Linked DNA regions of Homo sapiens: regions 1, 2, 4 and 5 are each linked to region 3. A link is a contact called in ENCODE Hi-C or POLR2A ChIA-PET data. All regions are on one chromosome and are shown on one strand. Each heading gives the region's core, a stretch centred on a gene start or an enhancer-like site at or near the end of the contact. The rest is flanking DNA. Distances are from core to core; before and after follow the strand shown. Region 1 overlaps SIPA1L2 (signal induced proliferation associated 1 like 2). Region 2 overlaps GALNT2 (polypeptide N-acetylgalactosaminyltransferase 2). Region 3 holds the start of EXOC8 (exocyst complex component 8). Region 4 overlaps GALNT2 (polypeptide N-acetylgalactosaminyltransferase 2). Region 5 overlaps SIPA1L2 (signal induced proliferation associated 1 like 2).

Region 1 (4,339 bases), core at 1,056-3,555, 1.3 Mb before region 3:
TAAATACTGTTGAGCAAGTTCTAATCATTATTTCTATTGTACATGATCTATCTTGAACAACAGTTTATACCTCATTTATGCCTTTCCTGGGTCGTTTGAAATGACCTGTGATTGAACTCTGATATGGAACTGGTAAAAATGTGGAAGTTTCTGAAGAGGGACTGTGTTCCATCTGTTACATCAAGAACTTTATAGCCCCATTCAGAGGGGTGTGGTTCCTGGGAGCCTGGGCACCCTTAGGTGGCCGCCTTTCATGAGAGAGTATGATTCACACCTTTCCCAGGTTTCAAAGTCTCATCTGTGCTGATGCCTGCATAGCCCTATTTGAATCCCATGAGGCTGCAGTTGACTTAAAAGCCCTGGCTGGGGCTTAATCAAGCTTACTGAACAGAAAGGATTTCTGAATTGTGTAGTACTGTCTGTAGTCCTTTAGCTCTCAGTCCATTAGCAGGGTTCATTTCTACAGGAAATCATGATGTTTAAAAACCCCATCAGTATTGTATAGTGCATCTTTTGTTGACTCAGTACATGAGGATATTATTTATGCCTTAAATGTGGTAGGTGCTCAGTAGCCATAGTCTTAATTTTATATGGTAAAAGTCTTTTATCTTTAATATCTTAACGTAGTGCTAGTTCTTATAATATGACATTAGAGGGATGTCATTCTAACTCCTATTTGTTTACATTTGTGTATAAGGTATGCTGTGATAAGTGCTGTAAGCAAGGCATACATGATAGTAGAAGCATCCAATTTATCAACCAATTTTATTTGAGGATCGTTGTAACTCATTTGTTTGGAATAATAGGTCATTTTTCCCATTTAAAATGTTTTAATTTGGGCATAGTGGCTCATGCCTGTAATCCCAGTGCTTTGGGAGGCTGAGGCAAGGATTGCTTGAGCCCAGGAGTTTGAGACTAGCCTGGACTGCAAAGCAAGGCCCCATCTCTACAGAAAATTTTAAAATGAGCCGAGTGTGGTGGTGCACACCTGTCGACCTAGCCACTGGGGAGGCTGAGGAGGGCCGATCCCTTGAGCCCAGGCGTTCGAGGTTACGGTGGGCTGATCGTGCCAGTGGACCCCAACCTGTGTGACAGAGTGAGACCCTGTCACAAAAAAAAAAAAATGTTTTAAATGACAAGAATAAGTGAAGGAGACTAATGTTGATTTATGAAGAGAATAAAGAATTGGGGAGAGATATTCTTAAAGGCGAGTGTAAAATGTTACCGTGCTTGAACTTTCATTTGTGTTCTCTCATGTATACTTAACGAGAACCTTATAAGGCTGGTGGGATTTTTTTCCCTTTTACAGATACAAAAACTAAGGTTTAATGAAAGTGTGGTTTTCTGAATCTGAGTCCTTATGTTTTAAACCCATTTCTCTTGGTTCCAGCTATAGTGTTCTTTATTCTACAGCTCACTTGTAAGGTATGGTAGGTTTCAATAAATCATGATGAAAGGAAAGAATGAAAAGACAGAAAGGAAGAAGGGAGAGAGGGAGGGAACTAAAGAAGGTGTGTGCATATAAGAATGGCGGAATTACCGACTCACTATCACTGAAAGGGGGAAGTGGAGGCTGAGGGTTGGGCTAATGAGCTCATTGTTCTGGTCTAAAAACTGCCCTGTTCTCTCAGCCAGTGAATTGTCTGTTATTAACTAGAAATTTTGTAATTTGTGGTGAGGTAGCAGTTTTACTGATTGAATCAGGTTATATATTCTTTGTTGGGAAGTGAGTGGGTCCTTCTGTGATCATGCAGAGAACATTTTTTTTAGCCCGAGTCTTTGCCAAGATTAAAAGAAATATAAGAGGAAAACAATTTTTGTTTTGCATTTATATTTTGCTAGATTTGCATAATCTTTGTTTAAGCCAGTTGAATGTGAATCCCTAAATACATTTCAGGCATTTAAATATTTAAAAGGATTCATCCACAGTACTTTACTCACCCAAAGAATAAGTGCTTACAACAAAGAAAATAACACCCTTGCAGATGTAGCCTATGTAGACTTTGTTCACCTTGTCATTGAATTATACAACATTAATAGAGAAGCTAGAATTTGAACATTCACTGAAATGCTTAGCTGGCTCTGTTCCAAAATATTGTTTCCCTGGTAGAGAAAGCAGGACAATTTGTTTAAAACTGGCAGTTTGCCAGTCAGAATAGCTCTGACGCAATCATTGCAGTAACTACTTTGCTCTGACTGCTAATTTTAGGGCAGTTAAATCTGGGTGATGTCTGATGGCTGCTGTCGCTGTGCGTCTGGTTATGTGAAGCTTTCTAAATTCATCCTCTTAGCTTGGCACCGTAACTTAGTTCTTTCTGAGATAAGCTGTGGAGCAGAGGGGATGTTGAGTCGGCACAGGATATGTGCATGGAATGAGGAACAAGGCCCTAGGAGAGTTTCAAGAGACACTGCTTTCATCTTACTACGCTCTTTGTTATTCCAATAGCAAAGGCTTAGCACATCTGTACTTCCCTTGCTGTAGCACCCTGGGAGGTGTTGAGGAAGGTGGAGAGAAGTGTACATCGAGACACCTACCTTCATGGAACAGGGTTCTGGCAATATGCACTTGCTTTCCTTGTCATCCCTGCAAGCATTAGTGTGTTTAAAAGTGAACTTTTATCTTCTTCCTTTTTGGAACAGGTAAAACTACGGAGAAAAATGGTAATTTAAAAAAATCTGGCCGGGCGTGGTGGCTCATGCCCATAATCCCAGCACTTTGGGAGGCTGAGGCGGGCGGATCATGAGTTCAGGAGTTCAAGACCAGCCTGACCAACATGGTGAAACCCCGTCTCTACTAAAAATACAAAAATTAGCCAGGCTTGGCAGCGCGTGCCTGTAATCCCAGCTACTCAGGAGGCTGAGGCGGGAGAAACGCTTGAACTCGGGAGGCGGAGGTTGCAGTGAGCTGAGATCGCGCCACTGCACTCCAGCCTGGTGAGAGAGCAAGACTCCATCTTAAAAAAAAAATCTATTTGGAGCATTTAAGAGCAGAGTAGAATATCCTGCTATTGCAGATGATACAAGTGGGATAAGGGGTTCTTCCATGGCCTTGTCTAACTCCCTCAGCTTTCTGGGGCAGTGACTATAATCCAATTTTAAAATAAGGATGTGGGACCATGCCATCTTGAAGTCTTTTTAAATGCTGGCATTCTAAGATTTCCAAGTTAACAGGGGCACCCTAGGGTGTGAGACCCCTGAGGACAGGGATCTTGTCCTTCCATCCCTTCCATCCCGTCCTGGGTAGCTGTCAGGCAGAGTCAGCAAATTAACTGACTCTTAGAATTTAGTCCTCGGAGGGACTTTGAGTGTTCTTCTAGTTAAACTTCCTGATGTTACTGATTCAGAACTATCAGAGGGCATGATTTAATCACTAGAGCTATTGTGTAGTAGCATGGGCTACCTTATTAGGTGATGAATGCACTGCCTTCTTAGGTGATGAACTAACTAACTTGGGCAGAGTTGATGGCTATGTGTCAGGTGTATTAGAAAAAGATTCCTGTGTAAATGAGACCATATGATAGATGGGCGCTACAGCTTCTTTCAGATGAAAGACTGTGTGGTTAGCTGAGAATAAGGTGGGTTTGCATGGTTAGGAAAACATTCAAGGAAGATAGAACTTGAGTTAAGCTTTGGAAAATGGTTAGGATTTGAGTTTTTGTTGAGGGCCTCTTGTGTGCAGGGAAACTGTAGGCCCTCTCCAAGACCAGAAGATACATACAGAACACTCTCAGTTGTTCCTTTGATCACAGTACTATCTCTATTAAAATGATCTGCTTAAATACAAACTCATCTTTTTGCCTGGTTTAGGTTTTGCAACTCCAGAGATGCATTTTATTAACAAAAGCAACATTAAGGAGAAGTGACGGACAGTATTTTCAAAGTGGTGATAATTACTTTGTCTATCACGTAAGATGGTCATTATGTTTTTTTTCCTCACTGTAATTTACTGAAGGTTATAGACTGTGTCATAAAACTAAAGGAAAAATTACTTTGGATATACAGAGATATAAATGACGTTTTGGTATAAAATTACTGAATTCATTTCAGTTAGTTGACAGAATATACACATAGTATTATATTTGCAACTCAAGGTCATGTGTTTTGTTTTGAGACTTTATACTTAGGAATATATAACTTGATAATTGATACACTGAAGTGATTTATTTTAAAATTATGCGGAGTAACAAGAGTTTTTTTTTTTTTTTTTGAGATGGAGTCTCACTCTGTCCCTCAGGCTGGAGTGCACTGGTGCAATCTTGGCTCACTGCAACCTCCGACTCTTGGGTTGAAGCGATTCTCCTGCCTCAGCCTCCTGATTAGCTGGGATTATAGGCGCACG
Region 2 (4,156 bases), core at 300-2,799, 1.2 Mb after region 3:
GACAGGGAGTCATATCTTCAGGTCATCCTCACGTCACTATCCACATGCTTTCATTAAGTGGTCAAAGCTGTACGTTTGAAGCTACAGAGTTCACCAAATAAACAGAATGACTAAGAAACCAAAACCAGGTGTTTTCACATTTTTAGAGTCCCCTGACAGTGTGGTTCGGGGGTTTGGTTTCTGTATCACATCTGCTAAGTGTGCAGGTCATTTTCAAAACCACGCATGCTGAGAGACTAGCAAACAAAGGCAATGATCATGAGGTTAAAGTAGACAAAAGAAGGCAATTAAAACATTTCCACTACCCATCATATAGGAGAAGAACATAAGTACACCTGTTGCCTTCTAAATAAAATATATATTTTTCCTTTCCATAATCGTAGAAAGTAAAAAAGACTTAAGAAATGAAGTCAAGGTCTATTTCCACAAAGGCTCAAGCAAGACAATACCAAATGGGTACAAAATGAAAGACAACTGAAAATCAAAGGTGGAGTCGGCTCTCAGAGGTCTCCAAAGCTCGGTGTCTAAACTTAGCTGTGCGGGCAACACACACACAGACATACACAACCAGTATACGTCAGTTATTTTCGAACCCTGGAACTCACACAAAGACATGACCAACCTGCATGTGCCCCTCTTCAAAGTAGTCCCCTGGGGAGACCCTTGGTATTCCCATGATGCTGTCATCATTCAAAATATTTCTGGAACTCCCCTAACGGGTTGGCCCCCAGAGACAACAGCATAATGTTCATCCTCTAAAGCACATTTGTTTTTTGGAAACAGCTAACAACCACTTGGAGCCAAGCGTCACGAATAAGGCAGGTGATCAAGCTTGGAAATTTTGTTCTTGGTCAGAAACTCACAGTGGGCACCAAATGGCAAGTATAATTTCTCCTAAGGCTCATAGACTAGCTGTGACCACGATGCCAAAAGCAGAGGTTCAACAATGTTCTGAACGCTGAAAATAAGTGTGAAGTCTCCTAAACAGCATGCTTGAAACTCGCCACTTTGAATACACTTGTTCTGATTAGACTATTACAACCAGCCTTGTGTCTTTATAACAATGTCTTGATAAATCACTACTGCACATCCCCAACTCAATGTAGCCCCAAGCAAGTTATTAATAACAAGGGGATGCGGGACACTTCAACTGCCAATCAAGAGACGACAGGCCACAACCCTGCACAGAGATGTCTGCATTCCACAGGCAGATGTCAACGCCCAGGAGTACGTGCAGACATAAATATGCACTATACGCGTGTGCAGAGATCTATATATACACCACAGATTCACAGCTCATCCCAAATCATCCTTAGTGGGCTTATCCTAAATATAGATAATAAATTCATGTTAATAATAGCTGAGACCTTTAAAATGCTCTGAAGGAAAACACACACACACGGATGAACACACACACACACGTATGTACATGCACACACACACACACACAGAGCCACCCTTATGCATTCCTGCACGCTGATCCACTGTGGTTTTCTGGTTTCCTTATCCCTGGGGGGAAAATTTTGTCAAAAAGATACACCCAAGAAATGTAAGCTAAACACTGACAGAGGCCTTCCCTGGAACACTTGTCCCAACATGCTATGATTTGAAAAGATGAGGGGGTCACTGAGAGACCAGGTCGAGGGAGAGAGAGGAGCAGCGGAGCAGCCACTGATTTGGAGGCCTCAGGGCTTGGGATTTATTTAACAGATTTTCTGAACCTCAATCTCATGGAGAATGAATTCTTTCAAGGGAAAGCGATATCTTTTCTTTTCTAACCAACTACAAAAGAACTGGTCCACTAGCCAAATATAATCAAGTTTGGTTTGGTTATATAGTTTGCCAAATATAACCAAGGAAAGCACCAGCTGTCTGTCTACCCATGCTTGCGGGGCAAAGGTTTATGAGGAAAATGGCATTATCCCAGTTCCTGGCAAACAACCTGTTCATAATGTACAGCACCGCTCAGGAGGAAGGGTGAACACTGGATTCAAATTCTAAACCCACAGTCCCAGCTAGTCGGGAGGCTGAGGCTTGAATGGTTGAGCCCAAGAGTTCAAGGCTAGCCTGGGCAACAGAGTAAGACCCTGTCCCTTGAAAAAAAAAAAAAAAAAAAGCATAACAGTATTTAAATAAACTACAAAGGGAAATATAAATTTATATATCAAAAAATAAACGTTATAAGATAAATAAATACATTCTAAATCCCTCCTCCCCTCTTCTAGCTGTGTGACCTCGAGCAAGTTACTGATGCTCCCAATGTCCCAATGTCCCCTTTTTGGGATCTATGCAAAGTGGGGTATGCAAAAGCACTCATCCTCCTGGGGCTGCTGAAGGGACTGACTCCGTGGGCATGGAAAGTTCCCAGCACAGTCCCTGAGTTACAGTCAGCTATTATTGCTTATGATGATGGCAACCTACTAAAGGCAGACACTGATGTTCTCCTCGGCAAAAACAAAGCCTTGTGAAATGGACATCCGCCTAATTCTCCCCTCAAACCTTGCCTTGAGTATTCTGGAATGGTGGTAGGGTTCTCCTCCTCAAAGAAGTAACCCATCAGAAACCTGGCAGGGACAAAGAAGAGGGGAGTGAGGGAATGCAACCAGGATGGAGACAGAAACAAAAAGAGAAGGGAAAAATCAAGAAGGCAAACAGGGGAGGGCAGGAAAGCCAACAGAGTTGTCTGTTCACGCACAAAAGCCTGCTGGTGCTTCCTCCAGTGCAGGGAGCCTGCCCCACCGCCCGCCACGGGACTAAGACAGCGCCTCCTCAGGTGTGGTCCAGGGACCCATACAAAGCCTTCACAACCCCACAGGCATGTGCCAGCACACAGCAGGCAGGTGCAGCACCATGGCTCTTGCAGAAAAGAGGAAAGAGCTGGAAGTGACCTCCAGATCCCAGGGAATGTCAACAAGGAAGTGGCTCTATGCCATTTGGACACTGGCTGGAGATCATTGCGTTAAACATCCTCCCTTCAGAGGAGCATCAGGAAAGGGTACGTGGCCAGCAGGATGCAGTACCAGGGAGAACCACTTGGTGCGTACCATTCTAAGACATGTTTTCAATAAATCCGGAGAAAGATTAGGAGTCCTAAACCACAGTTAACCAATTTCTGGCCTAGTGTTTACATCAAAGTTTGCATATAAGCCACTCAGCCTATCAAAATATTAAGGAAGTCACTGGGAATTTTATTTTATCCAAGGGGTGGAAGCAGTGCCAACATGATCTAGCCTGAGATTCAGCTGTGTCTGGCCATGTGTGACGACCTGGGGCCACAGTCACTGGAAAGAAGATACCGGCAGGGCATTTAGTGTGTGCGGAGGAGGATGAGGGAAGTTTTCTCTCCCAAGCAGCCTGGGGAGAGGCCGAGGAGAAAGGAATGCTGTTGTTTGGGTGACCAGCCCTGGGGAGCTGTGCGTCCCTGAGTCCTGCGGAAGGAAGGGCAGATCGGAGCTGAGCAGCCATTTTCATGACTGATCTGCTGCTTCGTGTCCAGCTGGCACAGGCGACACTGGAGGGGAGAGGCCCGGGACTCCACTTAGACATGGAACACAGTGTTCCCCAAAGCCGACTCCAGGGATGTGTGGAGGTACCAAGAGGGTTTGTAGTTTGGCAGGTTTGAGAGGCAACACCCTTGGCGGGGACTGCCCTCTTCTCGGGAAGAGCCCTGGAGATGGCTGACATGGGAGCAGATGACATCCACAAGGCAGGCATCCAAGGGCATCCAAGGGCTGTTCCTGATAGGCACGTCCTGGACCCCTGGAACTGAATGGGTGGAACTTTGAGAAAAGACAGGGCAAGCTGGTTAACACTGTTACTATGTAACCTTACAACACCAGCTGCTGAGGCCTGGAGAATCCCAGGTGTAGCCTTTAACACCGCCCACTCACCCCCACCCCCACCCCCAACGCATGCAAGAGGCTAGTGAGGACTGCAGTGTATGGTGGCAGACGCTTGGAGATGCTCCGGCCAGGTGCCGAGGGCACAGGGGAGGAACAGGAAAGCAGGCCGCCCTGAGCCCAATAGCGAACCGCAAACGCTTCCCAGCACAGAGAACCAGGGCTCTCTGGGAAAGGCTGACTCCAGGTCTGGGGCAGGAACAGACAATGTGACCCCGGGAATCTTACCACAGTATACAGCAACACGGTCCTCAAAG
Region 3 (4,467 bases), core at 1,918-4,417:
AAACTGTGGTAAAAAAAATTAACAAAATTCCCCAACTTACCCATTTTTATGTGTACAGTTCAGTGTTGAGTATATTCACACTGTTATGTAATCCATTGCCTTTTATTATCCTTAAAAACAGCATCTCTCATCTCCAAGCATGTTTTAACATGCTTCCCACCCCATGCTCAGAAACTACCACTGTGCTCTTTTGTACAGATAATTCTTTCTTTTTTTTTTTGAGACAGAGTTTCGCTCTTGTTGCCCAGGCTGGAATGCAATGGTACGGTCTCGGCTCACTGCAACCTCCGCCTCCCGGGTTCAAGAGATCCTCCTGCCTCAGCTCCCACTGCTCCATTCTGCTAGCAGAAGTAAGTACCAGCTCTAAATGTGAAGCGTGCCCTCACACTGGTTTGTGCTGCCAGCTCAGCTAGGTGTCCTGAGAGCACAGCAGTGTTGCAGCCCAACTGAGGAGAATCAAAATTTGTGTTTCTCAACAGGAACATGTGGATCCTGTTTTCTCTGTTTCTAAATAAGTAACTTAAGCCAGTTACTTAACCTCTCTGAACCTTAATTTCTTTACTCATAAAAATGAAAACAGCAACACATGAACATAAACAGGGCTGTTGTAAAATCAAAACAGATAATATACCTAGAAGGCTTTTATTTTTTTGAGACAGAGTCTTGCTCTGTCACCCAGGCTGGAGTGCAGTGGCGCGATCTCGGCTCATTGCAAGCTCCGCCTCCTCAGTTCATGCCATTCTCCTGCCTCAGCCTCCCGAGTAGCTGGGACTACAGGCGCCGGCCACCACGCCCGGCTAATTTTCTGTATTTTTTTTTTTGTAGAGACGGGGTTTCACCGTGTTGGCTAGGATGTTTTTGATCTTCTGACCTCGTGATCCGCCCGCCTCGGCCTCCCAAAGTGTCGGGATTACAGGCGTGAGCCAGCGTGCCCGGCCCCTAGAAGCCTTTTTTTTGTTTTTTTTTTTTTTACTATGAAGCACTATAAAAAACATAAGGTGTTCATTATTGTTTGCCCCATAATTCAAGCTTTCACTGAGGGCAAAGTGACTTTTTTTAACGATACATACAGGCGAATTCACAGCAGTCTAAATCATTGACAAGTATTTGTAAATTACTGCGCTAGGAAGCAAGTTTACACGAAAAATACCTCTACAAGATCCTTTCTTGGCCTCAACTTCAAAAGGGGTTCGCTGAGACGGATGGAACACATTCCACCCTTCCCTTCATAGCTGCATATCCCAGCACACCTAGAAAACAATCACCATAAAAATGTGTTACATTGGCCAAATATGCCCAAGTCCTTACACATTCTTGGGCAGTTCACACTAACTCAGTTGGCAGATGGCTTTCATGAAAGTATACCCCCCTTGGTTAGCAGATACTTGCATTTCACCTAATTAATTAGTTACAACCCCCGCGGGCGCCTCCCGCGATGGCTCCGATCCCCGCCGGGCAAGGAAGGAAAGCAGCGTGCTCTCACCACCCTGCTTGAGAAGGTGGAAGGCTGCAGGCACCTGCTAGAGACGCCAGGACCGTACCTGGTGTACAACGGGGACCTAGTGGAATACGATGCGGACCACATGGCCCAACTGCAGCTCCCCTTGCCCTAGCTAGGCTGCAACAGCTCAAAGGCAATCCTATTCTGCTACTCCCAGTCTCCTTCCGACAAGTTACAGTTCGGTGTTATTAACAAGCAGATATCTCCAGTAGCATATCTCCAAAATCATAACAGACGCCTGTATAAAGGAAATTGGTACTTTAAACACAATTTAATATCATATCTTAATTTGTTTGACAGTAGGTTGTTTTCTATCAACTCAAAAACAAGCATGCTGGGATACAACTGTATCTTAAACTTAACCCTGTTCACGTGCAGGAGTAGATTATTATTTCAAATAGGGATTTCTGAAATTTAGCGTGTAGAAAAAGAATCGTTTTAAAAGCATCACTGAAGATCCCCAATGCAACACACGAGCTAACTAAAGTGGGTTTCCTAACGGGAATAGAGGAGGAGAACACACATCCTTTGGCAGTTACTCTGCGTCCTCAGCACTTTCTTAGGTGCAGATTTGGTTGCTTCTCCCTTCTGGGTCCTACAGCACTATCATAAGGCAAATCAGGAACTTGTTATTTTCAAGTGAAGTGAGATTCAAATAAAAATCTCTTTTTTGTTACGGCCCTGAGTCCAACCGTGGCGGTGTGGTCTACACAGCTTTCTTATTGTTCGAGTGGGAGAAAAGGTAAGGAAGACAGAAACACGCCGAGGCAGGAATTGCCAGGTCCAAAACCAGACTCCCCTCATTTAACGCCCCCTGGGACCGTCGGACTAGAGAAAGGAGAGAAAACCAGGGCCGGGGGCTGCAGGAAAGCTGCCAGTCCCGCCTCTTTCCCCAGCGGGGCTCGGAACTCACAGGGTCATTCGCACGCTCCACTTCACCTCGACGGCCTCCAGCTGGCCCCAGAAGAATTGGTCGTTAAACTGAACAAACAGTGCCTGCAAGTCCGGTGTGGGGTCCACCAACTCCCACGACGCGTCCACTAGCGACAGGGACTCCTGGGCATGATCGCGCTCCGCCTCCTGCAAGTTCCACTCCTCCTGAAGCCGCAGTGCCAACATCAAGTCATCATCCATCGTTGCCAGGATCACAGGCGGGGTCCGCCGGCGTCAGGCTGGCTCCCCAGTTACGCCGCGACCCCAAGCCGCCTAGCCGAGGACCAGGACTAGCTCCTAGGAGATGCCGGCTCTCGAGACGGCCCGTCAATCCCGCGAGAGTTCGCGGAAACGCGCTTGAGAACGAGAACGGAGCTTACCCCAAACGCCGAAGCCAAGATTCTAGGGCTTTAAAAAAAGCAGTCAGCATGACACCTCCTAGTGGGCGCAGAACCTGGGCTCACAGGGCTCGGGCCCTACGAAGCTTTCAGGAAGCTAGTTTCAGCCTTTACTCTTTGCCGGTTATTTCAAACCTCAACGTCACGCTCGGTTCATGCGCAGTACCGAAATTTCTCTCGGCCTCTCCCTCCCCTCACTTCCGCAATAGCTCATCTTGCGCATGCGCTTTAACCGATGGCATTGCTGCGCAGGCGCAATGTCTGCGCTCGGCCCACTTGCGCAGGCGCAGTGTCTGACGCTCAGACCCGGCGCAGGCGTACTCGTCTCGTTCCCATTCCTGCTTCCTCAGCCCAGGAGCTCGGTTGGCCTTGGGTGGGTCTAGACAGCCGCGGCGGCTGCGGCGCCGATAGTGACAGTGAGTGCGTGAGACCCGGAGAGAAATGGCGATGGCGATGTCGGACAGTGGGGCGAGCCGCCTGCGTCGGCAGCTGGAGTCAGGGGGTTTTGAGGCGCGGCTGTACGTGAAGCAGCTCTCGCAGCAGTCGGATGGGGACCGGGACCTCCAGGAGCACCGGCAGCGCATCCAGGCGCTGGCGGAGGAGACGGCGCAGAACCTGAAGCGCAACGTCTACCAGAACTACCGGCAGTTCATAGAGACGGCCCGCGAGATCTCCTACCTGGAGAGCGAGATGTACCAGCTCAGCCATTTGCTGACCGAGCAGAAAAGCAGCCTGGAGAGCATCCCGCTTACGTTGCTGCCTGCCGCTGCTGCCGCCGGAGCCGCCGCCGCCTCTGGAGGGGAGGAGGGAGTCGGTGGGGCGGGGGGCCGAGACCACCTCCGAGGCCAGGCCGGCTTTTTCTCCACCCCCGGGGGTGCCTCCCGCGACGGCTCCGGTCCAGGCGAGGAAGGAAAGCAGCGCACTCTCACCACCCTGCTTGAGAAGGTGGAAGGCTGCAGGCATCTGCTGGAGACGCCGGGACAGTACTTGGTGTACAATGGGGACCTAGTGGAATACGATGCGGACCACATGGCCCAACTGCAGCGGGTGCACGGCTTTCTCATGAACGATTGCTTGTTGGTGGCTACCTGGCTGCCTCAGCGGCGTGGGATGTATCGCTACAACGCTCTCTATTCCCTAGATGGTTTGGCCGTAGTCAATGTCAAGGACAACCCGCCCATGAAGGACATGTTCAAGCTGCTTATGTTCCCCGAGAGCCGTATTTTCCAGGCCGAAAATGCTAAAATCAAACGAGAGTGGCTGGAAGTGCTGGAGGACACCAAGAGGGCCCTCAGTGAGAAAAGGCGAAGGGAGCAGGAGGAGGCAGCGGCCCCTCGAGGGCCACCCCAAGTGACTTCCAAGGCCACTAACCCATTTGAGGATGACGAAGAAGAAGAACCAGCTGTTCCTGAGGTAGAGGAAGAGAAGGTGGACCTCTCCATGGAATGGATCCAGGAGTTACCTGAAGACCTGGATGTCTGCATTGCGCAGAGAGACTTTGAAGGGGCGGTTGACCTGCTGGATAAATTGAACCATTACCTGGAAGATAAACCTAGCCCACCTCCTGTAAAAGAACTAAGGGCCAAAGTGGAGGAGCGAGTTCGACAGCTCACTGAGGTGCTAGTTTTCGAACTC
Region 4 (4,402 bases), core at 132-2,631, 1.2 Mb after region 3:
GCACAGTCACCCTTATACAGAGAGATCAACTTGCTGCTCAGAGATACACAGCTGATCAGGGAATACAAAACTTTGCTATCACTCCGAAGTCCAGGAAACAGAGCGGACAATGCCTGGAAATTCTGCACTGCACGGCCATGAGCAAAAAGAGTTGGCATACCCTCATGCACTGTGTCACCAAGTGGTTAATATGCAACTATTGCACAAGACCTGCTTCTAAGAAGTCAAGTCCGAAGACCGGACTAAAGAAATGAATCATCTTTACCGAATTACTACAATCACTATGGAGGCCCAGAAATGTTGAGTAAAGGTGAGTGGGAAGAGGCTGGAGAGATGAAAGTGTGCATGCTGACTGGCAGATACAGCGCTGGATCTGGCATCAGACAGGACTGGTCTGTCCCCACCACTTCCTAGTTGTCCATCTTGAACAAGTCTTTTGACTTCTCTCTGGGTGCCTGTGCCCCAGTTTGTATAATGGATATAATCATGCTTATGAGCCAACAGGACATGAACCTTGATGGAGAATGCAAACACAGGTGCTCACGTTCTCTGAAGCCCCACAGTGAGACAGCACCGACAGACGCCCTCACTTTCGAATGCTGACATTTATGCAACTCCCACCTCATCCGTGCTGACCACTGCGAGGAAGAAGGTGGGACACAGAGACTCTATGTTCCCACAGGAGCTTACACAAGAGCAACACGGTTCACTGAACCGCAGGGACCATCAACTCTAGGGAGCACCATTAATTTTGTGTGCCACTCAGGAAGAAAAACACGATCAATGAAACCCTGAAACACCATCCATGGAAGATGCATCCTGATTTCAGACATGTTAAAACATGAGAGGCGGGGGAAATGTGCATTGTAGAATCAATGATATGGTGCGACAAGAGCCCCCAGTGGGCCCCAGAGCTCGGCTCTGGTCCTGACCAAACAATGTCTAAAACCAGCTTGAGTCCACAGAGCAGTGGGTGTTCAGTTTGGCTGCTCTTCAATAACCCTGGGAACCTGTTTGCATTTCAGACTCCCTGTCCCTCCTGGAGAATGATTCAGTTGCTCTGAAAGGAGGTCTGAGCACCTCTCTAACACATCCTGTCTGTGCCAGCTGGGAAAAGGAAGGCTGGCTAAATAGCAGAATGGATCTAACAGCACAGCAGCTTCCCTTCCACACCCCCAGCCTCTGGCATCAGTACGCTCCTTACAGGAAGGGCCCCAAACAGAGCCGAAGGTGTGGTCTGAATCCACAGCGCCACTGTGGCCCTCCTGCCTACATTCCATTTCTGCTGTTTCTCTGACACTTTCCCCCACTCTGATTCATTTTCCGAGTATGCAGTTGCAAAACCTACGCTTAGAACGGGGGGACTGCAAGCGTCCTGTGTGGCATTTCCCTAAGTCAGCTGTGACTCAGCCTGGCAAGGGCCCAGGTGCCTTCAGAGTGGCTTCCTGCAAAGACCAGTAATGACGGGCCAGCCGCTGCACTCAGGCACATGAGCCAGCACCTCTGCGACTGAGATCCAGGGAAGGAACGGGATCGCCCTCCTACCTCCCAGCACTGCAAATGTCATTTACATTTTGAAGCCACTGGGGACATGGGTGGAACTCTGTGAGCTGGTGAATTACGCATTCCAGGATTTCTGAAGCCTATTAAGAAAGGAGAGCCAGGGTGGGCGGCCATCACGAAGCAGCTCCAACCACCTGTTTCCCTCCTCCCGCATTTCCCCCACCCAGCACATCACATTTATTTTATGACTCGGTGCATCCAACAAGGCACGGCTTTTAAAGCTTCCCATTTCTGATGCTACAGAGCCAGGAAACCAGGAATCAAGATTATCAGGCTAAAATACAGCCGCCTCTCTTTGAGGCCCACCAGCTGGTTCTGAGAACCTACTGCACCACCATGGAAAAGGGATTCCCTAGCCTTCTCTACCCAAATACCCCAGAAGATAAGATTTCAGCTTTTTAAGATAGTGGTTCCATTAACCTTTGGAGAAAGGAGGAGAGACCCTGTTCGGGGAGCTCTATGCCAAATAAAGACAGAGCCAACCTCCCTGCCTCCCTCGGCCCCCCACCACCCCAGAACCTACTGACCCTTGCAGAGCCAGCCTGCTGACTCCTTTGGAGAGAACCATAAGAGAAGCTTCAGGACGCTCAGGAGTTAGAGGGAAAATGAAGCCATTTACCAAACAGAAGCACATGACTGCCTCGCACTCAGTAAGCACAAGCTGAATCAATTAGTTAATTAAACCTGATACGGGGCTCTGTGGGGTTAAGATCTTACACCCTGAGTAAGGAACACTGCTGAAGAAGGAAACAGTCGCTCTGGGAGATGCTGCTACCAAAATCAGTGGAAGGTCAGGTAGGAGCAGCTCTCACGGAGTAAATGACTAGGAGAAGGGGAGGAATGAATAACAATCCATTACCTAATAAGGGGTTTGTCTAAACCAGCTAACTTGTTTCAGAATTGAGGCCAAAATCAGGGTTAGCTGCAACAGTGCCTACATGATAATTATGTGCTTTTTTTTTTTCCTTTTGGCTTTGTGTGTGTGGTTTTGGAGGGATGGGTTCTTTCATTTTCTGTTTTTGTGTGCCACCTACTTGTCTCCTTAGAACCACAGACAAAATCCTGCAAGAATCTCTTTCCTGGGAGCAGAACTCATGCCCTGGTGAGCCCCACAGACACAGACTGCCTCTGCAGCCTGGTGGCATCTGCCCCAGAACCAACCAGAAAAAAAGGTGACTTACATTTCTTTCCAACCACCAAGGCTGAAGATGGAAATCTGTTCACAGTTGCAGATGTTGGCTGGGGAGAAAAGGGGGGCTGCTGCAGGAAGGCATCTGGGTGCTCAACACTGTGGCTAATTATTGCTGAATAAAAAATAATCATCTTTGCATGACTGTAGCAAGGTTGCTCATGGATACAAAGTATATTAAGGTGAAGACAGTAAACACCACACTAAAGGTCTCATGATGTGCAAACTGAGATTCCATGAACGTTACTAAAATCTATTACGGGGATTTTGGACTGACTCCTTGAAATCCAGGGAACAATTATTAAAACATGAAAGGACCACAACTGTCTATTTCTGCAGATAGCTCCTTCTAGCAACTGTTTTCCTGGACTGCCTCACCTAGGAGGTAACAGAGGCTCTTTACAATTCCTCCAAATGCAAATTTGATAGAGTTATAGGAGTCTCTTACTGCACAGTGCTGTGTTCTAAACACGATCTCAGCAAGGCCAATGGACCTCGGGCTTAACCTCAATATGAGCCTCAGTGAGTAAAATGTCACTACTGGTCACATGCAGAGTCATCAAACAACACTCTCGTCCATGCTACCTTCTGAGTATTCTCCAGTCTTCACCCATGGCCCCGCCTCTCCACTGCCCCTGCAAAGAAAAAGTCCTCCATCCTTGCCCTGCCACAACTACTGGACATCTTCAACCTTTCCACCACCCAAGACTCTGTTATTTACCCCACAGAATCTGTTTCCATCAATGGCTATGAAAAAACAGAGAGTGATTTAATCTGTTCGCTTTTTTTTTAAGGCCATCAACTGTCCTGAGTCATCACACTAAGTGTCTGTCATTCTAATTGGATGCAGAGGTGTTTTTACAATAAGCCTGGGCAGCTTTATGTCAAATCAATGAACAATTTCCAACCACCATTTGTAAACAATAATAAATCAAGGACTCTCGAAACGGAACCCCCAAGGTATAAACGTTCCCCTACAGAAGCCCATCTGCTGCAAGCTCTTCCAGAAAATAAACCTGGAATTCTAAAACCTAAAAAAGGAAATGATCCATTTGGGCTTACAATTTCAGAGACACAACTTCACTCTTGAAGACCAAAATTGCCACGTTTATTTTGATGCTGCCATTGCTGTCTCAAGCAGAAGCTCCCCTTATGTTGCTCTATTCCTGATTCACAGAATGAAAAACTGTACATTAGGCCAAGGGTTACTGAGCGCTCAGCATGCCGGGCCCTCGCAAGGCACTGGAGACTGCAGTGAACAAGACATACCTGCCCTCCTGGGGCTTCGTCTAAGCTCCCCTTTTCTGACTTTGAAAGGAAGCTTGTTTTTCAGGAGGGAAAAATCTTCTTCCAAGAGAACAGGCAAAGTTTTGAGCTTTGCATGCCCTTAAAACTTACTAGCACCTAAAATTAGCTTCTCTGATAGATGTGTCTTTGCACTTTACACAATGCAGAAGGCTCCCCAAGAAGGGCAAATTGTGCCCGCATCAACCAGTAAAACCATTCGGAAAACAAAGAGGAGAGCTAATTTTAGGAAGCAGCATTTTCAGTCCAACTACTTTTTGTGCTTCTGTCTGGCAAAGGGACAGAATAGAAGATAAGGAAACTGCCCCCACTAAATCTCTCCTACGGACTGTCCTTACTACACAT
Region 5 (4,520 bases), core at 1,305-3,804, 1.3 Mb before region 3:
CTTATGTTCAGGAACATCTAGAAAAAGGTGTCAGTGCAGAAGCTGAAAGCACACAGCCCGTGCGTGCTGAGCGGGTTCCTCACCCCAGCCTTTCTCCCAGGCTGCAGAAAGGACTCAGGAAATGTGGCCCATCATTATTACTTATGCTTGTTAAACAGGAATTGACCAGATACCTCATTTTAACATTTTAAAGATATCTCTATGAGAGAGTTGAATATTTGACTTAGGACTTTTAGAAAAATATATATTATTGTTTTTCTTAAATGTGATGTTTTGTGTTTGTTGTAAATACGTGATACAATATGTAATAATTTATGCAGCCCTTGAACACGCTGTCTTCAGAGTCGTTTTGCAGCTGCTGTCTGAGTTTCCTAAGTCATTTGGATTTACTTGGGTGTGTTCAGCCCAGATAAAAATGTGGATCTACCTGAATGTGTCCAGCACCTGCACCACTATTAAAACCGAGAATTTCCTGAGGTCAGGAATTACAGGGAACTGATTCTCTTCATTACTTGGGACTAATTTCCCCTTCTTCCATTTTTCCAGTCGTACAGCAGAAGACTATGAAATAGAGGATTTAAGGAGAGAAGAAAAGGGCATTTTCACCTTTTTTTTTTTTTCCTGTGAACATTCGGAGAGGATAAACTGAAGCTTGAAATATTAGTGCTCATTTTAATTTTATATTAAATTAGTTTTATTACAAGTTTTCTAAGGTTCTTTATGGAAAGGTTAAAAAAGATTTGTTGTTGTTGTTGTTTAGTTCTAGAAAACCTGGCAGTTTACAAAGTTTTGGGGTAACAGTAAACTTTCCTTCCTTTGATTCACTAAGTTTTTCTTAGTCTTTCAATACCTGAGGGCCAGGAGTGTATAGACTACATGATAAATCAGTTTTTTATTTTATTTTCACATATAAACCAGAGTTAATTTGATTTAAGATCAACAGACTTGATTTATAAAAGAATACTTGTATTTTTAGATCTGAACATTTTAGGTGGCTACAATTTTACCCCAAATTAAGAACCTTTGCAAACCAAGTGGCAGGTGGTCTCATTCAGCTATACCAGTTGAGATGTGTTTACCTCTGGAGATGGAGTGAAAGAAATTGTATCTGGCAGATAGCGGAGGAAAATTGTCTTCATGGCTAATTATTCAGTGACTTCTATCTATGCAGCTTCCCATTTTAATTCTGACGGTAAGTGTCTGCAAATGTCTGTGCTAAATATTCCTCTTGCTTTCAGACAGCCTCTAAGTAAGTGTGTGTGTGTAAGAATTGATAACTTTATATTTTTTTCCTCTCTTTTCTCTGGTAGTTTATTTTTAGTAGTAAAATAGTGGCAATGGATAATTCAGTCACGTTTTCCTTCTTTTTCTTATTCTGGTAGCCCCTTCCTAAGAGTGATTAGTGGGAAAAAAAGGGACATAAGGGCTCAGTCCCACTAGAAGCACCCATAGAAGTGGCCCTTTATGATGGCAGGCGGCACTTACAGGCTTAGGCTGTTGCCATTTCAACTGTGTTCTTATTTTTTTAAGCAAGAGTCTCAGCCAGTTCTAGTAAATTAAAAATTAGAACATAAGAAGTGAGGAACAAGAGTTCCTCTTGGGCTGGGATAAACTGGATTTTGAAGTAGAGCAACCTCCGTTCACTGACTCCTTGGTCAGGAGTTTATTGGTACAAGGGCTCGGAAGCATTTTCCTCTCTCCTTGTCATAAGGTACCGCATCTTTTTGATTTTCTTAGACTCTGCCCTAACATGGCCTCACTAAGGAGACTAGAAAACTGAGAGAAAACCTTGCCAGTCAGTAAACTGCATCACAAGGCCTGAAGAGAGAGCTTAAAGGCAACACACAACAAAAGGCAGAGGTGCCAGATGGCTATGCCATTCTGGGTTAAAGGTTAAACCTCATCCTCCCTGGAGACCAGCCAGAGGCAGCCACATTCCTGGCCCTGGTGGGGGCTCCTGGCCCAAGGGCTCCACTGCCCATCCTCGGCAGACCCAGGGAGGAGCTGGGTTTGGTGTAGAACAGGTAATGGGCAGCACAGTACTCATGAGTAGCAAACCTTACAGGACTGATCCCGTCATGACCAATATGGAAATGTCAGTACTCGAGTACCTGTGTGTGTTGATCTTCTCTCTGAAATATAAACAGCTAAATTATTTTCCAATTTGGTCAAGGAAATAGGGAATCACATGTGAACTATTTTTGTAATAGGCCGAGTTACTAATTTTTGTTTAACTAACTCTTTCCATTTAAATGCTTTTTGGCTGTTTTGTCATTGTTCCTATGTGGGCTGCTATTTTCAGATAGGGTGCTGGAGGTCAGTAAGGCCAAGAGAGACGGTGAGCACTCATCACTGCTCCCCTGTGTTGGCTGCACTCCGGAAAATGGGCACACACCTTGAAATCAGCCGTGTTCTGATTTACCCGGCTTTCCGTTAACCAGCCCTTTAACTTGACCAAGGTTTATTCCCTTTTGTTTGCTGTAAACTATGTTGAGGAAACTCTTACAAAGCACAGTCCTTCCTGTTTGTATTGTCTGCATTTTAGGTTGATGGGGTGGGTTTCATTTCTCTCTTAGAGTCACTTCTCTAATCCAGTTTCTTTTGTCTAATGCATGGTAAAGAATTCACTGTTCGATATGACTGACTTTGGTCTGCAGTTAGTTGGAAGATCTCATATTCTTTCACTGCAGGACAATTTTTTTTTTCCTTTTTTTGTTTTTTTATGGTGGTAGAGATATTGGGAGGAATGCAGGGATGGAACTAATTTGTGTGTGGCTGGTTGCATGGGCGAGGCCCAATGCCATGTGCTTCTCTAAGCCATGTTCCCGTTCAGGAAGTAGGTAGGGCCCGAGAGCTAGGGTCTGAATCAGCATGTGACATCAGGTCCACTGTGTTTCTCCTCCATACCCTCTGCTTTCCAGAAAACAGTGTGTATGAACTCCAGCTCACTTTCTTCCAGCAGTCTTGTTAAAATGCTGGTGCTATCACTGAGTTAAATTTCTTATTTCTCCTTCAACTTTATTAAGTTTGGTTTAATTTATTTACTTTCTTCAGACTCAAGTTGTATACAAAAATAAATGGAGCTTTATTGAATCTCACTGCGCAATTGGTGACACACACCTTTTAGAGAAATAAAGTCAAGAGTCATTTTTATGGGGCATCTTGAGATAAACTCTTGAGGGGTTTTGTGTAGCCTGCGTGGGAGGGCCCTGGAGGTGGAGGTGAGAGACTGTGGGAATTGGGGAGGTGAGGACTGTCTGTTCCATGATGTGCTCCAGCAAGGTGTCTGGGGACTTGACTTCCCTTGTGGGGAAGAGGATAGGAGAGATGGAATTCCCGGATTGCGTTGCTGGATTGCAGGCACACTCCAGTGGGCTCTGGAAGCCCTCAGAGGAACCCTTGACTTGAGATAGAGCGATGACTTCCTGTTCTGTGATTCGTCCTCCTTGGCTGGATGGTTTCTGAACTGCTGCAGGAAGTGTCTGTTTAGTTGTGCAAGTATTGTTTCAGGAATTAGAAGTTGTGTTTCCTTTCCTGAAACGCATATGCCTTACTATAGATAAGGAGATTCTTTTTTCTTTTTTATAGTTCTTATACCTCAAGCATGCCATTTTTCTAAACAGGAGCCTATATGTGAATGCACTTATCAGTTTTCCCCTGGGTTCAGTAAAATGGATTTGTCTTAGATTCCTGTAGTAAAGTTGTTGACAGAGAGTTGAGGGAAGATCAGCTGAAAAGCATCCAAGTGTGGAATCCACTGGAGAACAGTGCTTTGCCCATTTAAGTGTCTGACAACTGAGTTATTTGTAAGTTATGCCAAGGATATTTTTAGAACTCAGTATCTTATCCTTAGGTTACCAATTATTTTGATTCCCCAACAGACTCCAAAGGGTACAAGAGAAGTGAGATTGGAAAAAAGAATTTCTGCGAAGAGAAGCTCAACTGAATCTTAACTATGGTAATTAATTGGCAGAAAATCAATAATTCAGTGAGAAGCCTCTCAGCCAATGGTGGCAAAAGACAATGTAGTGAATGTTAGTGGATTTGGGAGAGTATACAAGTACCAGTGAGCTAACTGGGTGAATTTACATACTGTGTTACCGTAGTGTTACACAAGACTAGTCATTTGGGAAATTGATGGAAGATTAATGGAGATCCAAATGTTTAAATAGTTTAATCATTGTCTGACCCTAAAGAGAAACCTCAGTGAATACGTATTTGGCTTAATGAATTGAAATGAAACTGCGTTTTGTCACCCGATGGTGAGGAAATTTTAGCTCACCTGCTTTATGTCTCAAATTCTTTTCCATAAACGTGCCCCTGTGTTTCCTTGAGGGAACTGCCACCTAAATGTTTCTTTCAGATAGTGCTTCTCAATTATTTTAGTCTCATGCCTTTTTTTTACACTCTGGAAAATAATTGAGGACTCCAAAGAGTTTTTGTTTATGTGAGTTCTATCAATCACATAATCTACCATATCAGAAATAAAAAAGGGATTTTAGAAATCATTATTGAATTTA

What was found. Hi-C counts contacts between places; a loop is a spot of excess contacts on that map. ChIA-PET counts read pairs that join two places held with the same protein, here RNA polymerase II (POLR2A). Pooled maps may share reads with other maps.
Region 1: a loop to region 3 is called in a pooled map, with 4 times the contacts of the local background. The contact joins the enhancer-like site here to the promoter of EXOC8 in region 3. A Hi-C loop is called at or near these places in 1 of 168 maps with a recorded cell type or tissue (CD8-positive, alpha-beta T cell) and 4 of 50 pooled maps. POLR2A ChIA-PET finds 5 or more read pairs at or near these places in 1 of 52 experiments (activated CD4-positive, alpha-beta T cell).
Region 2: a map with no recorded cell type shows a loop between it and region 3 (9-fold over the local background). The contact joins the enhancer-like site here to the promoter of EXOC8 in region 3. A Hi-C loop is called at or near these places in 3 of 37 single-sample maps with no recorded cell type and 2 of 50 pooled maps.
Region 4: a map with no recorded cell type shows a loop between it and region 3 (8-fold over the local background). The contact joins the enhancer-like site here to the promoter of EXOC8 in region 3. A Hi-C loop is called at or near these places in 1 of 37 single-sample maps with no recorded cell type and 2 of 50 pooled maps. POLR2A ChIA-PET finds 5 or more read pairs at or near these places in 1 of 52 experiments (activated CD4-positive, alpha-beta T cell).
Region 5: a map with no recorded cell type shows a loop between it and region 3 (2.7-fold over the local background). The contact joins the enhancer-like site here to the promoter of EXOC8 in region 3. A Hi-C loop is called at or near these places in 2 of 37 single-sample maps with no recorded cell type and 3 of 50 pooled maps.

The regions. Positions count from the first base shown.
Region 1 is chr1:232,618,522-232,622,860 of GRCh38, reverse strand. The region is part of intron 1 of SIPA1L2 (signal induced proliferation associated 1 like 2); the gene reads left to right. Among named protein-coding and RNA genes, the nearest start is that of SIPA1L2, 9.4 kb to the left of the region's middle. Within about 2 kb of position 2,305, at least 18 of the 41 ENCODE cell types and tissues checked have a DNase peak (open chromatin) inside an H3K27ac peak, as active enhancers do.
Region 2 is chr1:230,119,909-230,124,064 of GRCh38, reverse strand. The region is part of intron 1 of GALNT2 (polypeptide N-acetylgalactosaminyltransferase 2); the gene reads right to left. Among named protein-coding and RNA genes, the nearest start is that of GALNT2, 55 kb to the right of the region's middle. RefSeq lists enhancers at 585-794, 805-934. Within about 2 kb of position 1,549, at least 9 of the 41 ENCODE cell types and tissues checked have a DNase peak (open chromatin) inside an H3K27ac peak, as active enhancers do.
Region 3 is chr1:231,336,552-231,341,018 of GRCh38, reverse strand. EXOC8 (exocyst complex component 8) reads left to right here and starts at 3,167. Exons shown (of 1, transcript NM_175876.5): 1 at 3,167-4,467. The coding sequence starts at 3,274. It overlaps SPRTN (SprT-like N-terminal domain), which reads right to left and starts at 2,726. Exons shown (of 5, transcript NM_032018.7): 1 at 2,415-2,726; 2 at 1,151-1,250. The coding sequence starts at 2,635. RefSeq lists silencers at 1,442-1,491, 3,563-3,732 and enhancers at 1,240-2,114, 2,513-2,712, 2,115-2,989, 3,293-3,352, 3,393-3,442 and 1 more.
Region 4 is chr1:230,101,855-230,106,256 of GRCh38, reverse strand. The region is part of intron 1 of GALNT2 (polypeptide N-acetylgalactosaminyltransferase 2); the gene reads right to left. Among named protein-coding and RNA genes, the nearest start is that of GALNT2, 37 kb to the right of the region's middle. RefSeq lists enhancers at 502-571, 538-1,259, 631-1,830. Within about 2 kb of position 1,381, at least 29 of the 41 ENCODE cell types and tissues checked have a DNase peak (open chromatin) inside an H3K27ac peak, as active enhancers do.
Region 5 is chr1:232,588,910-232,593,429 of GRCh38, reverse strand. All of the region lies in intron 1 of SIPA1L2 (signal induced proliferation associated 1 like 2), which reads left to right. Among named protein-coding and RNA genes, the nearest start is that of SIPA1L2, 39 kb to the left of the region's middle. RefSeq lists an enhancer at 1,976-2,476. Within about 2 kb of position 2,554, at least 7 of the 41 ENCODE cell types and tissues checked have a DNase peak (open chromatin) inside an H3K27ac peak, as active enhancers do.